Regions from separate parts of the Homo sapiens genome. Here region 1 is linked to region 2. Evidence: chromatin contacts called from ENCODE Hi-C or POLR2A ChIA-PET data. All regions are on one chromosome and are shown on one strand. Each heading gives the region's core, a stretch centred on a gene start or an enhancer-like site at or near the end of the contact. The rest is flanking DNA. Distances are from core to core; before and after follow the strand shown.

Evidence for each region. Hi-C counts contacts between places; a loop is a spot of excess contacts on that map. ChIA-PET counts read pairs that join two places held with the same protein, here RNA polymerase II (POLR2A). Pooled maps may share reads with other maps.
Region 1: a loop to region 2 is called in a map of B cell, with 14 times the contacts of the local background. The contact joins the promoter of FOXO6 here to the promoter of ZC3H12A in region 2. A Hi-C loop is called at or near these places in 1 of 168 maps with a recorded cell type or tissue (B cell) and 4 of 50 pooled maps. POLR2A ChIA-PET finds 5 or more read pairs at or near these places in 1 of 52 experiments (activated B cell).

What each region holds. Positions count from the first base shown.
Region 1 is chr1:41,359,012-41,362,857 of GRCh38, forward strand. FOXO6 (forkhead box O6) reads left to right here and starts at 2,423. Exons shown (of 3, transcript NM_001291281.3): 1 at 2,423-3,333. The coding sequence starts at 2,920. RefSeq lists enhancers at 1,829-1,898, 1,966-2,260 and silencers at 2,059-2,718, 2,919-3,138.
Region 2 is chr1:37,472,409-37,476,050 of GRCh38, forward strand. ZC3H12A (zinc finger CCCH-type containing 12A) reads left to right here and starts at 2,172. Exons shown (of 6, transcript NM_025079.3): 1 at 2,172-2,221; 2 at 3,051-3,531. The coding sequence starts at 3,089. It overlaps LITATS1 (lncRNA induced by TGF-beta and antagonizes TGF-beta signaling 1), which reads right to left and starts at 2,035. Exons shown (of 3, transcript NR_038842.1): 1 at 1,736-2,035. RefSeq lists silencers at 1,347-1,446, 1,907-2,366 and an enhancer at 3,017-3,116.

The DNA of each region.
Region 1 (3,846 bases), core at 1,173-3,672, 3.9 Mb after region 2:
AGCATTTATTGCGCGCTTATTCTGAGCCTGGTGCTCACATTCATAAATGTATTTAATTTTTCAAATATCCTGTGAAGGTAGTGCTATTATGGTAGTCATTTGTAGAGTAGGAAAGAGTGGCTTTGAGCAGTTATGTATCTTGCCCATGCTCTTAATCACTATGTTATACTGCCTCAAAATGAATGTGTGAGCAGGGGCCAAGTTGTGAGTGAGAAGAATGTGAGTGTGTGCCATTGGGTGTGAGTTTGAATGTGTGTGTGTGTGTGTGTGTGTGTGTGTGTAGGAGCTGAGTGTACCAGACATGGGCCTCAGAGGAGAGTCCAGGCAGCAGCTGTGGACACCGGGCAGGGCAGGGGCCTGAGTCAGCCTCTAGTGCATCTCTGCCAACCTGGCTTCCCAGACCCATGTTGGCAGCCTGTGCCAGGGCCCCCAGCTAAGGATCCTCCCAGCAATGGTATGGCCCTCAGCAGGCCTCTGCCTCACAGCTCAGAGCTGGGCCAGGGCCGCAGACTGGCGGGAGGCTTGCTCGGTCTCCAGGGTCCCTTAGGGGAGCAGCTCCCAGTATGGACTCCCCAGGCATGGAGGGCATACGAGTGATGTGGTGGTGGGGGGTGGATTCAGCAATGATTTCAGGCTCCTTGTGACTCTAAACAGAATCACCTGGAGGATGTGTGTATGTGTATGGATCGGAGGGGTCGTCAGCCAGCACTTCCCATGCCCACCCTTGCCTTGGGATATGACTCAGGCAAATGCCACGCCAGGCATCTGCAAGCAAGTCCTGCTCCCACCCTGGGGAATGAGGAGGGGCTCCTCCAGCCCCACCCCCACCCTCACCCTTGGCCCTGCTCCTCAGGTCCTAAACTGGAAGGAAGAAATTTTTGAGAAAGGAGGCCATCTCCCATGGCCTGGGCTCAGCCCTCCCACTGCCCAGAGACCTTCGCATCTCCAGCGTCCTCAGGAGCAAGGTACTGGCTGGTAAAGAAATCAGGAGCTTGAGATTCCAGTCCTGGCCATGCCACCAGGGGAATCACCTGCTCATTCTGGGCCTCAGTTTCCTGATTGGCAAAATAGGAATATTGTGCTAAAGGGGCACAAGGTGTTGCTGGCAGCTCAACAAGTGGTCTGGGCAAGCAGAGAACAGAAAGTGTTGGGAGTTGGGGCTAGAGAAGGTGTCAGGGCTAAGTTGACATTTGCACGGAGCTTTGAAGAGTGGGAGAATCTCTGATGAGGGCCTTGCGGCGGGGAAATGGTGTTCTAGGCAGAGGGGATAAATACCCTGAGCGAAGGCCAGCAGGTGCAGTGGTGACTGGGAAACCTAGCTCAGCAGCCTGTAGGATGAGGCCACGGACTGCCCAACCTCTCGGCTAGCCTCGCCCTTCTGAGCTCATGTGATGATCTGATTAGCATCTGACTCCTGACTAGTCTATGCAGTAGGGGACCTCATTTGTTTCAGTTGCTGCTCTCACTGTAGAGCCCTGGACAGTGCCTGGTGCGTCAGAGGTGCTCAATAAATATCCAGGAACTGATTGAGAAGCATCTCCCCAAACACTGTGAACTTTAGACAAGTGCTTGTTCCAACAACCGCAGTAAGAACCTCCCACAGACTCTAAAACAATGGTTTGCAAGGTGTGGTCTCTCGTGCATCACCTGGGAGCTGGTTAGAAATGCAAAGTCTGGGGCCCCAACCCAGACCTGCCGAATCAGAAACTCTGGAGTTGGGGTCCAGCAATGTTAACAAGCTCTAGGGGATGATTCTGCTCTGCGTCAAACTTTGAGAACTGGAGCTCTAAAACTATGACCACAGGCACCATGAAGAACATGTTTGCGGATGGAGGAGCGAGAATTGTGGCAAAGCCTAGCCTAGAACCCAGGTATTCTTGACCCATTCTTTTTCCCCAGCTCAGTCCAGGGCACAAAGAAGAGCAGAGTTCGATCATCCTCCCTGTCAGAGTCCTGGAACGGAGACTTGGGAACGTCAGGAGTCTACAAACAGAGGGCGGGGCAGTCCTCTCCGGAGTAGAAGGCGGGGCCAGTGCCCTGAGCCCCGCCCCATCCCGTTGCCCCGGGAAACCCCGGGTTGTAACAATAACCGGTGACGCGCTTCTGGGAGGGATCCTGTCGAGCCCATGGGCAGGACAGTCCAGCCGCGGACCAATGGGAGTGTTAGGGCTCCGCCCCCTAGCCCCCCCGCCTCCGCGCCGAGCAGGGGGCGGGGTCGCGCCAGCCGCTCCGCCCCTGCTCCGTAGGCGGCGCTGTTGCTTGCAGGGGCTGCGGCGGGGTCGCCCCGAGCTGGGAGCTCAGCGCCCGGTCTCCCAGCCCGCGGGCGGGGCACCTGGGCTGGCTGAGGATTCCGCGGCCGCAGGCGAAACGCCCCGCCCCCTCCCGCGTCGGGCCCGCCCCCTCCCCGTCCCCCGCCCATCCCGAGGTGCAGCCGGCGCTGAGCGCGGCAGGCGCGGGAGCTGGCGCTGGAGCCGGAGCGGCGGCGGCGGCAGCATTCACCGGGCGGCGGCGGCGCGGGCTCCGGCACCGGCTCGGGCTCCGGCATGGTGCAATCCGGCCTCGTCCCGGGAGAGCAGGGCCCGTGCGCAGGGCCGGCGCCCGGGGAGCGGCGGCAGCGGCGGTGGCGGTGGTGGCTGCAGGCGCAGGCAGGCGGCAGGTGCTAGAAGCGGGGCTGGGCGAGGTGTGTGCCCGCTGGGCTCCCGGGCCGCCGCCCCCTCACTGCCCAGGTCTTTCCCTCCCTTCGTGCTCCCCAGCGCGTCCAGCCCCCTGCCTCCGCGCCTCGGCCCATGGCGCCCCGCGGCTGAGACAGCGCCGCCAGGGACCCCTCCCGCGGGCCTCCCCGGGGCGTGCAGATCCCGGAGCCGCCCGCCCACCCTCCGCGAAGCCTCCCTCCCCTCCTCGCCCGAGCCGGGCGGGACCATGGCTGCGAAGCTGCGAGCGCATCAGGTGGACGTGGACCCGGACTTCGCGCCGCAGAGCCGGCCGCGCTCGTGTACCTGGCCCCTGCCGCAGCCTGACTTGGCCGGCGACGAGGACGGAGCGCTGGGCGCAGGGGTGGCCGAGGGCGCCGAGGACTGCGGGCCGGAGCGCCGGGCTACGGCCCCGGCGATGGCCCCAGCGCCGCCCCTGGGCGCGGAGGTCGGACCGCTGCGGAAAGCGAAGAGCTCTCGGCGGAACGCGTGGGGGAACCTGTCCTACGCCGACCTCATCACCAAAGCCATCGAGAGCGCCCCGGACAAGCGGCTCACGCTCTCGCAGATCTACGACTGGATGGTCCGTTACGTGCCCTACTTCAAGGATAAAGGCGACAGCAACAGCTCGGCCGGCTGGAAGGTGGGGGCGTCCGGCTGGGGAGGGGGCTGGGGACGCCGACTGGGGCTTCCAGGGGCTGCTAGGTGTGTTGGGCTCCAGGAGGGCCGTCAGAAGGAGGGCTTTTTGGCACCCCCCGGGGTCACAGAGTGTGCGCCCAGGGCGTGGGGCCGGCCAGCGGACGGGCGGGGGCGTACTGGGAGCAGCTGTGTGCGTGCTCCCTTGCGGGGAGGGATGCGGGGTGGGAGGTCTGGTAGGGTGACAAGGGACTGCCGCTTTGAGGCGTCCCCGAGGCACGTCCCCACCCTGTCCTTGGGGGCATAGCAGAGGAACCCATTCCCAGGCCGCGGACATTGGGGAGCCTCCCCCTCCTCCCCCAAGTCTGCTTTGTGTGACTCTTGTTTTACCCTTTCCACCAGGGCACCCTTCTTAGAGCGCTGGAATAATGACTTGGGGCCAATGCCGGCTTTCCCTCCCAAATCTCTATCATTGCGCTTCCTGGAGCTGTCCCCAGGGTGAGGAGTGTGACCATGGGCC
Region 2 (3,642 bases), core at 922-3,421:
TGCCGCCGGCACCGCACTCAGCTGGAGTGACAGCAAGCATGTGAGGTGCCCAGCATGGGATGTGAGCTGGCATGCAGCAGGGGGCCTTGTGTTTCCTCTCTCCTTGGGTTGCCAAGCCCCTGGAGCTGCTGTGCCTGGGGAGCAGAGAAGGGGACACTTTGGGGTCTTCAAAGATGACCAGGCAACAAAGCAGGAACACCGCTAGGTAAGAGCAAGCAAGCCCAGAGGAACAGCCTCAGGGTCCAGATAGAGACGTACACGCCTGCCTCCCTGGGGTCTTTGGTGGCCTCCCGAACAAGCAGGTGTGGATGGGGAGATGGACTGCCTTGGAGAGAGCTACATGAGTTCCAGCTCCACCAGCCCCCAGAGCCTGAGCAGGTGACTTCACCTTTCTGAATCTCTGAACATCCATTTCCTCCACTGTACAATTTCATTAAGATACATACAAGAATATCCAAAGCACAGTCTTTGTAATAGAAAAAAAATCCTAGAAACAACATCCAACAGCAGGTGACTGAATAAGTAACCAGTGGTATATTCATAAAATGGGACACTATTCAGTAGTAAAATAAATTACAGGTATGCAGGCAATCAAAATGGATTTTTAAAAATATAATGCTGTATGAAAAAGGAAGTCACATAATTATGGAATGACTCCGTTTACACAAAGTAAAAAATAGCAAAACTATACAATATCCCACTTAGGGATGCATACAGAGGTGGTAAAACTACAAGAAAAAGCAAGAGAATGACTAGCACAATTAAAGTTCAGGAAACTAGTTCTTCAGGATGTGGGCAGGAGGCTGTGATGGGGGCACCCAGAGGGCCTCAAGGTACTGGCACTGGTCTATTTTTTAAGTTAGGTGATGGATACATGGCTTTTTTATTATTACTATTATTCTTTAAGCTGTACATGTACAGTTGTGTCTATGGTGTCTTTTACAATAAACAAGTATTTATTATAACACTAGCACTTATAGGATACATGCCTATGATGAGGTAGAGAGAATGTAACAAAGGACTGGCACATAGTAAGCACTGGTGGCATGTGGCTCTGTCCTCCAGCGTGTGGGCTCTGTGTTTTCTCTCTCTCTCTCTCACTCACACACACGCACGCACACACACACACACACATAGGAAGCCAGGCTCCCCTCTGCCCTCAGTCACTCGTGGTTCACAAAAATGGCAAATAATAGGAGCACTAGAATAGGAGCTCTCCATCCTGGTTCGAGTCTTTCCAGCTGGGGCAGTTTAGCCTTTGCAGAATTTCTCAAGGGTAACATCAGCATAATGACCTCTGTCTGTAAGCCCGTGAGTGTAAGCCTGTAAAGTGCTGTGCTCATGCGAGGGATCAGGTCTGACCTGGGAAACTAAAAGCATCTTCATGGAGCAAGGGTGCTCCTCCAGTGGGGGCGCTCAGTGAGTTCTGCGGTATGGGTGACAGTATTCTTGTGTGGACAGTATTCATGTGGTGATTGGGGTAAATGGCCCTCTTTTGCCTGGTTTTCTGCCTCGGTCATTGTGCATCTGCTGACTGAACCTGCCTTTTGGTCCTAGTAAAGTACAGATTTCAGGAAAAGTGTACCTGGCCCCGGGGGTGGCCAACCTCTGTGTGACGGCTTTAAGCACAGTGTGTCTTGAGGGGGCCTGACTCCATCTGAAAAGTGCCTGTCTGGATGTACCTGTCTATAACCATGGACCTGCCTCCAAGGTGCGTGGACCAACCTCCGCGTACCTGATTCACTCGATGCGCACCTGGCCGTACGTAGCTTCATCAGGCAGGGTGTACCTGTCAAGTTCTTAGGTCCGAGTGTTCGCGGCTTTACCTGTCCTGGTACCGCCGTCCGCACCTCGGTCAGTGCGTCCCCGGCAGGTGCGTGTACCTGATTCAGTCCGTGCTTATCTTGCGCATACGGGCCGTTCAGTGTCCCGCTCGGAGCTCGTCGCCGCCGCAGCCTTGAGGCTCCGACCCCCGCTTGGGCCCCGTCCGGCGCGCAGCGGCCGCGGGGGCGGGGCCGCGACGCGAGGAGCGGAGCAGGAAGGGGCGAGGCAGCCCCGCCCCCGGGGCGGTCTCCCGGGACGGCCCCGCCCCTTGCCCGCTTCCGCGTCAGTGCCTCACCACCACCTGCCCGCGCGCCGCCCCATATAAAGGCGCCGCCGTCCTTACCCCCAGGACTCGGCCCCATGGAGACGCCGCCGGCCGCCGCTGGCGCATGGCGGGGTGAGGCGCGGCGGGGAGGGTGCGGGCCTCGGCGGGGAAGCGGCAGGGAGCGCTCCGGCGGGGTCCGAGCCGAGCCGAGGGGAGGGGACGGGAGGGGACGGGAGGGGTGGAGAGGGGAGGGGACGGAAGGGTCGGGGTCCTGTTCCCCGGCCCGCCGGGCCTCAGGACCCCTCCAACTTTGCCCAAGTTGGGAGAGCCGGGGAAGAGCACCAGGTTCCTGATCGGGATCGCGGGCCGAGCAAGCGCGGGTCTCGGGCCGGGACAGCCTCGGCGTCACCAGCTCCCGGCAGCCAACCAAAGTTTTCCAGCAACTTTTCTCCCCACGGGTCACCCCAGAAACTTGCCCTCCCCGGCTCCGGGAGTCCGGCCATGGGCCTTGCGCTGCCTGGGCCTGAGCTCTGAGTGCCGGACGGGTGGGCGAAAGTGGTGGCCTCAGTGGGGAAGCCTTGGGCCCCGCAACGCACTTCCAGCCCCAGGATTCCATCTGAGAGCCCCGTCCCTGCCTTCTGGGTCCCCTGGGTTGGCGTGGGGGTTCGAGGCTTTACAGCTGGGGTAGTTCCAGTCTTAGTTCAGACTAAGTTCCGATCTTCGAGCCACCAGCTAACAGCTGGATGACCTTGAGCACGTTTTTAATGTCTGTGCCTCAGTTTCTCCCTTTATAGAATGGGAATGGGAATGCCTAGCTGGGAGAGCTTTTGAGAGGACAACCTGAACTAATAACACGATGCAGTGTGTAGTGCCACCAATCCCTCATCCTGCTGGATGTGGTTTTGGGAGGGAGGTTAGGAGAGAGCGCTATTCACCGTCCCTAACCCTGTTGGTTGTTCAGTAGGAGCTGTGGCGCGGGGCCTTCCAGGAGTCTGAGCTATGAGTGGCCCCTGTGGAGAGAAGCCTGTCCTGGAAGCCAGCCCCACCATGAGTCTGTGGGAATTTGAGGACAGCCACAGCCGTCAGGGCACCCCAAGGCCGGGTCAAGAGCTGGCCGCTGAGGAGGCCTCGGCCCTGGAACTGCAGATGAAGGTGGACTTCTTCCGGAAGCTGGGCTATTCATCCACGGAGATCCACAGCGTCCTGCAGAAGCTGGGCGTCCAGGCAGACACCAACACGGTGCTGGGTGAGCTGGTGAAACACGGGACAGCCACCGAGCGGGAGCGCCAGACCTCACCGGACCCCTGCCCTCAGCTCCCTCTAGTCCCGCGGGGTGGTGGCACCCCTAAGGCTCCCAACCTGGAGCCTCCACTCCCAGAAGAGGAAAAGGAGGGCAGCGACCTGAGACCAGTGGTCATCGATGGGAGCAACGTGGCCATGAGGTAAGTGTCACTTCTGTGGCCAGGACACATGAGGTTCGCATCTCTCCTGTGGCCAGGACACATGGAAGGATGACTGTCTCTGCAGCTCTGGTGGGCTGGAAGAAGTGACTT